Linked DNA regions of Homo sapiens: region 1 is linked to region 2. Evidence: chromatin contacts called from ENCODE Hi-C or POLR2A ChIA-PET data. All regions are on one chromosome and are shown on one strand. The core of a region is the stretch at or near the end of the contact, and the rest is flanking DNA. Distances in the headings are between cores, read along the strand shown.

Evidence for each region. A loop is a pair of places that touch in the nucleus more often than their neighbours do. ChIA-PET counts read pairs that join two places held with the same protein, here RNA polymerase II (POLR2A). Pooled maps may share reads with other maps.
Region 1: a pooled map shows a loop between it and region 2 (3-fold over the local background). The contact joins the promoter of CTTN here to the enhancer-like site in region 2. A Hi-C loop is called at or near these places in 1 of 168 maps with a recorded cell type or tissue (dorsolateral prefrontal cortex) and 2 of 50 pooled maps. POLR2A ChIA-PET finds 5 or more read pairs at or near these places in 2 of 52 experiments (AG04449 and WTC11).

What each region holds. Positions count from the first base shown.
Region 1 is chr11:70,396,801-70,399,934 of GRCh38, forward strand. It overlaps CTTN (cortactin), which reads left to right and starts at 1,729. Exons shown (of 18, transcript NM_005231.4): 1 at 1,729-1,814. CTTN-DT (CTTN divergent transcript) reads right to left here and starts at 1,662. Exons shown (of 3, transcript NR_186321.1): 1 at 1,298-1,662. RefSeq lists silencers at 59-247, 1,345-1,394, 1,495-2,004, 2,586-2,655 and an enhancer at 1,025-1,094.
Region 2 is chr11:70,250,590-70,253,817 of GRCh38, forward strand. No RefSeq gene overlaps it. Among named protein-coding and RNA genes, the nearest start is that of PPFIA1, 18 kb to the right of the region's middle. Within about 2 kb of position 1,487, at least 3 of the 41 ENCODE cell types and tissues checked have a DNase peak (open chromatin) inside an H3K27ac peak, as active enhancers do; they include dorsolateral prefrontal cortex, where a contact is called at or near this core.

The DNA of each region.
Region 1 (3,134 bases), core at 479-2,978, 150 kb after region 2:
GCACAGAAAATGCAAATTAGCTGTGTCCAGTTAAATGCAATTGACCTTTGCACTAGAGATAGAGCAGTTTTTGCAAATTCATTTCAGCATTCGTCTTCCGTTTTTTTTTTTTTTGACACAGGGTTTCTGTTGCCCGTGCCGGAGCGGTCCTTTTGCCTCAGCCTCCAGAATAGCTGGGACCACAGGTAAACGTCACCATGCCTGGCTAATTTTTTTCTTAAAAAAAATTTTTTTTTTTTGGTAGAGACAGGGTCTTGCCATGCTGCCCAGGCTGGTCTCAAATTCCTGACCTCCAGCAATCCTCCTGCCTTGGCCTCCCAAAGTGTTGGGATTACAGGCGCGAGGCACTGCATCTGGCCAAATTCTTTAAACAATTTGTAACAACTTATGATGTATTCATTATCGAGTTAAATAAAATATTTGACGTGTTCATTTTATATGTGTATGAAGGTCATGATTTTACCTTTAAAAAAATGGTCAACACCTGACATTTCCTTCCGCCACCCGCACTTCCAATTCATCCTCACATCTGACAGTTTAGCTTTCTAAATGCCTCTTGCATCTATCCACTTCTCCCCATCTTACCTGCCACCAGCGGTCTGCCCGAATTGGCTACATTAGGCTCTACCTGGCCCTTCTCCCATCCATCTTCCACACAGCAGCCAGAGTGATCTCATTACAATTCAAACTTCATTATGTCTTATTTATTTATTTAGCGATGGCGGGCGGGGGCGAGGGTCTCACTATGCTGACCAGGCTGGTCTCGAACTCCTGGCCTTAGGCGATCCTCCCATGTCAGCCTCCCAAAGTGTTATGATTACAGGCGTGGGCCACTGCGCCTGGCCCAAACTTCATGATGTCTCTTATCAGCTTAACTTCCTCCGAGGACTTCCCGTGTCTCCCAGAATAAAGACCGAGGTCTTCGCTGTGCTCTATCGGCCTCTGCATGACCTGGCCCCTCTCACACCACAGCTCCGCTGCACCACTAGCCCTCTACCATGCTGAGCTGAGCCTCCTCCAGTTCCCCTGCTGCAAGACCGTTCCTGCCTTGGGACCTCTGTTGGCCCTGCTGTTGGAACCTGCTGTTGGCCTGCCTGGAAAATTCTTCCCTCCTTACCTTGTTTACTCTTATAGGGCCTTCACATCTTGGCTAACATGTGAATCGCCCAAAGAAACCTCTGGTCTCCCAGGGGTTCAGGTCCTACCGTCTCCCCAATACGATGTTATGAAACTCTCACTTCTTGGCATTTATCTCATTTCCCAGGTGAGTACCCATGTGGTTTAACGCTTGACTCACCTTCTAGGCTGCTATGTCCCTGTGGCCGGGGCTCGCGTCCCTGGCACGCATGTGGCCCTTTCTTGGAGGGGAGGTGCATGGTGAGCGGACGAGGACGGCTGAGGGCGCGCGCGGAGGGAGGATGGAGAGATGAAGAGGCTCCCCGCTCCCGGACTCAGGGCACGTGCGTCTCCTCGGCTGGCTTCCTTCCCCCGGCCCCGGGCAGCGCCGCGGATCCTGAGACCCCGCCGCGGGCTGTGTGCTGCTCAGCGCCCATCCTCTGCGCGCGCAACGCTACTTCCGGGCGAGCTCTGCAGACTCGCCACAGGCCGGGCTAGCGCTTAGCCAGCTGCGGGCGGACCCCCGGGACTCTTGCGGGCCAAGACGCGGGAGGAGGCGGGGCAGGGGGCGGGGTCGCGCGGGGACCCGGATGCGGCCCCGCCCCCGCCCTCGGAACCGGAAGTAGAGCCTGGTGCCTGGGAGCGGCTGGCGCGGCGGAATCCAGGGCCGACCCGGGCCGGACCGACCCCAGGCGGCGGTGAGCGAGCGCGGCGTCCGCCCGGGGTGCAGGCCGGGCTCTGCTTCTTCCCTCCTGTGGCGTCGCCTGGCCGCGAAAGGGGAAGGAAGCGGCGGCCGCAGCGGTCTCACCGCTCTTCCGCTTGCGGTTTCGGGGGCCGGGGCAGAGTGGCGAGGCTTTCCCGGCCTGGGGCGGGGCAGGGCGAGGGCCGGGGGTCCGCGAGGGCCACGAGGACGGGTCTGGGCCCAAGGAGGCCGGGCAGGGGGCAAGGGGGCACGGAGGGCTTGGGGCTGGGGTCCGCGGAGGAAGGTTAGAAAGGGGCCAAATTGGGGTATCAGCTCTGAGGGGAGGGTCCCTGGGCGCCGGGGGGCTCCAGGGCAGGAGAGGGGCCAGGCTGGGAGGGGTCTTGGGTCCGAGGGAATAGGAGAGGGGGATGGGCTCCGAGGGGGAGGGTATTAGGGCCCGAGGGAGAGGGGCTGGGCCTGTGGGGTTCGGGGGTCTGAGCGGAGGGGGCCGGGGTTCGAGGGGCCAAGGAAGGTGGGTGTGGGGGGTCTCAAGGAAAGGGCGAGGGGTCTGAGAGGGAGGTGTCTGGGTGCAGAGGGAAAGGGATGAGGTCCGAGGGGAGGAGATTGGGGTCTGACGGGAAGGGGTCCAGGCGCAGAGCTACTGGGATGGGGTCCGAGGGAAGGGAATTGGGGTTCGAGGGGAAGGGGTCGGGGCTCGGAGGAAAGGTATAGGGTCCGAGGGGAGGGGATTGGGGCTCCAGGGGAAGGGATCCAGGCGCAGGGAAAAGGGATGGGGTCCGCGGGGTCAAGGCGGTTGGGGTGCGCGACTTTGAGGGGCTCGCTGTGGGACGTGGCGGAGCAGCTGGGGATCCGCCCGGCCTGCACCTGAGCGGAGGTTTTGCAATCAGGTCAGTGGAGGCAGCGAGGCGCGGCTGCAGCTAGTCGTGAGGCTCTAAATTTGGAACCGTCCCTCCTTCGGGGTGTGTTTAAAATCACCAGAACGGTGCTTTGGGGCTTTCTGTTACGTTTCCATCACCTGGATAGTCTAAGGGATGCCTGATCCCTGAAGCTGGAAGGCCTTGGGTGAGAAGGGACAGGGCTTCCTCCCGCTGGAATCTGTGGACGTTTGGGGCCCCTTGGGGAGGAATTCATTTTCTGCTGAAGGAAGCTCCGGAGGCATCCGGTGAGCGCTCCCTGGAATCCCATGCGCTCCCTTTGGGCTCAGTGTTGACTTGGCTGCGCAGGCTCTGTCGGGGGGACTTCACCCACTAGGTCCTTCAGGCATGATCCAGCCCTCAAGCCCGGCCGGGCCCAAGGCCGTGGCGCAGGAGGGGCT
Region 2 (3,228 bases), core at 237-2,736:
ATCAAAAATTTAGGGCCCCCTGTGGTGTGAAGATGTTTGTGTTATTGTCTCTGTCTTGGGGCAGGGGCCACATCTCATGCCCCCTCCAACCCCACTGGCTGCTCAGTAGGATGGAGGAAAGGGGCCTCTGGACTATGGCCTGAGTTTGCCAGGATGCAGCTAAGAATGAGAGTGGGGGCCGGGTCTTCCCTCTTGCGCTGCCATCACAGAGCCCACTTGCCCACCGCCCTCCCCCATCAGACTAGCTCAGTGCTTGCAGTGTGGTTCGCCCCAGTTGTCAGCTCTCCTTGCACCCTGTCCTTGTTCTGTGGGGCACGTCTCACCTAGTAATGAAGGAAATCATGGGTGTCGTTTGTGTTTAAGGCTCACGTTCTCCCCAGATACTGCCTTCCCAGTTCTTCCTTTGTAGACCCTCAAGAGATCATTGTCACCTAAATGAACAAGGTCCTGTGCGGTGATCTGGACCCTTCTTTGCCTAGTCCAAAGGAGACCGCAGGGTGTGCTGTGTCACAGTGAGGTGTCCAGCCAGCACAGGAGGAAGGAATTACTGTAGTTCAAGTGGATTTAGCCTGCTTGGCCTATAGAGCCGAGAGCACAAAGCAAACAGCTGCTCAGACACCTTGGCTGGGAACCTAGGAGGCCCCCATGGGCAGTAGTTTCCCCAAAATGATGGCCAAGCACCTGCTTCGTGCTGGAGACCGAGACAGGAGTACACACAGATGGAGGCACGTGGATAGACTGCCTCTCTGGCCCTGCTTGCAGTACGATGAAAGTCCTGCCTCCTGACCCCAAGGCCACCCCTGCCCTTGGGCCCTTCTCCCACTCTACTTCGGCCCTGAGCTACTTTTTTTCTTTCTTTTTTCTTTTTTTTCTTTCTTTCTTTTTTTTTTTTTTGAGATGGAATCTCCCTCTGCTGCCCGGGCTGGAGTGCAGTGGCATGATCTCGGCTCACTGCAATCTCCACCTCCCAGGTTCAAGCGATTCTCCTGCCTGGTCTCCTGGGACTACAGGCGCCCCCCCCCCCCCCCCACCACGTGGCCCTGGGCTATTTCTAACCATCTGTGTGCTCAGGCTTGGGTGAGGAACGCCTTTGTCTGCAGTGGGAATGTTCTACCCTACAACTTTACCATGTTGGGAAGCGGCTTGGGAATCCTCGTCATGATTCCCACACGTGTTCATTCCATTCCGCCCATGTGAAAAGCCTGGAGCCATCGAGTGCAACGAGCTAACAGGGTCCGGCTTCCCCGGGGAGGCTGTGGCGCTCAGGGGTTTAGGAGCCCCCAGTCTGTGCGTTCCCAGAGCCAGGGCTGGGAGCCCTGCCTGGCTTCTCTTTGAGAATCAGTTCTTGGAAATCTGCTGTGGCAACACTTCCCGGCACAACCATGGGTTCCTTTTGTGTCCCAGCTGGAGCCATCTCGGGGGTGGTGTTGGCTGCTGGCTTGAGACGACGCGGGCCCCACTCTCCCAGGAGCTCCGTGGCTCCTTTCTGCAGCTCCGCCTCTCCCAGCGGCTCCTAAACCCCAGGCTCAGGCCTTCTGGGCTCCATCCTTGTGCACAGGTGCCGCCTTCTCTGGCACAAGCCAACCATTACTCACAGCTAAAAACTTCAATCCAAATTAAAAAGAAAAAAAAATCCCCACCTCCACTGCCCAAGAAACAGGCCTCATTTCTCCTTTATTCTGAATCACAGCCAGCGGGTTCTCAGAATACTGGGCTAGAGGAACAATATGATGTCCTCCATCCATCCTGGCCACATTGTGAGCAGTCATTTCGCCATCCCAGGACCAGGAGAAGGTGTGGCGGGAGAGGCTTCCAGGCCCTGAGGCATCAGTGGGGTCCTAGGCCGTTGGGTTGAGGGGAGATGAGGAGGGCGGGCTGGGGGCCAGGGGACTCATGCAGCATGAAAGAGCAGGCTCTTAAGGCCCCATTCATGGGACACGTTTCCTTGATATGTGGTGACTTTTTCTGTTTTTTTTTTTTTTTTTGAGACATAGTTTCACTGTGTCGCCCAGGCTGGAGTACAATGGCACAATCTCCGCTCACTGCAATCTCTGCCTCCGGCGTTCAAGCGATTCCCCAACCTCAGCCTCCCGAGTAGGTGGGATTACAGGTGCCCGCCAGCAAGCCCAGCTAATTTTTGTATTTTTAGTAGAGATGGAGTTTCACCATATTAGCCAGGCTGATCTCAAACTCTTCACCTCAGGTGATCTGCCTGCCTCAGCCTCCCAAAATGCTGGAATTACAGGTGTGAGCCCCTGTGCCTGGCTGATATGTGGGGACTTTTCACATTTGAAGAGACCCAACCAACCTAAACCTACTGACCTCCTGCAACATAAAGCACAGATCCGTGAAGATCTGTAAGGCGCACATAAAGCACTGATGTGTGAAGACCTGTAAGACCACAGCTTCCTTTCCGAACACAGTGTGAACACAAGGCCGTGGAAAGACAACAGCCAGGATCAAGAACCCGATACCCGCTACATGTGAAAGCAAACTGTGGCTAACAACCTACAACTCCAGCCGGGCGCAGTGGCTCACGCCTGTAACCCCAGCACTTTGGGAGGCCGAGACAGGTGCATCGCTTGAGCCCAGGAGTTTGAGACCAGCCTGGGCAACAGGGTGAAACCCCGTTTCCACTAAAAATACAAAAATTAGCTGGGTGCGGTGGCATGTGCCCCTGGTCCCAGCTACTTGGGAGGCTGAGATGGGAGGATTGCTTGAGCCCAGGAGTTCAAGGCTGCAGTGAGCCATCATTGCACCACTGCACACCAGCCCGGGTGACAGAGCAAGACTCTGCCTCAAAACAACAACAAAAATGACACATATGGCGTAAGGGAATGACTCTCCAGTAATCTTTAAGGCATGACAGTGAAAAATATCATGTGAAAATAGGGATTTACCCTGACAGATAACACTGCGATTGCTCGGTCTCTCGGGAAATATGGCATCATCTGCAGAGAATCTGATTCGTGAGATCTATATCATTGGAAAACGCTTCAAGGAAGCAAATAAAGGCTGGGCGCAGTGGCTCATGCCTGTAATCCCAGCACTCTGGGAGGCTGAGGTGGGTGGATCACCTGAGGTCAGGAGTTCAAGACCAGCTTGGCCAACATGATGAAACCCCATCTCTACAAAAAATACAAAAATTAGCCAGGTGTGGTGGTGGGTGCCTGTAATCCCAGCTACTCGAGAGGCTGAGGCAGGAGAATCACTTGAACCTGGGAGGCG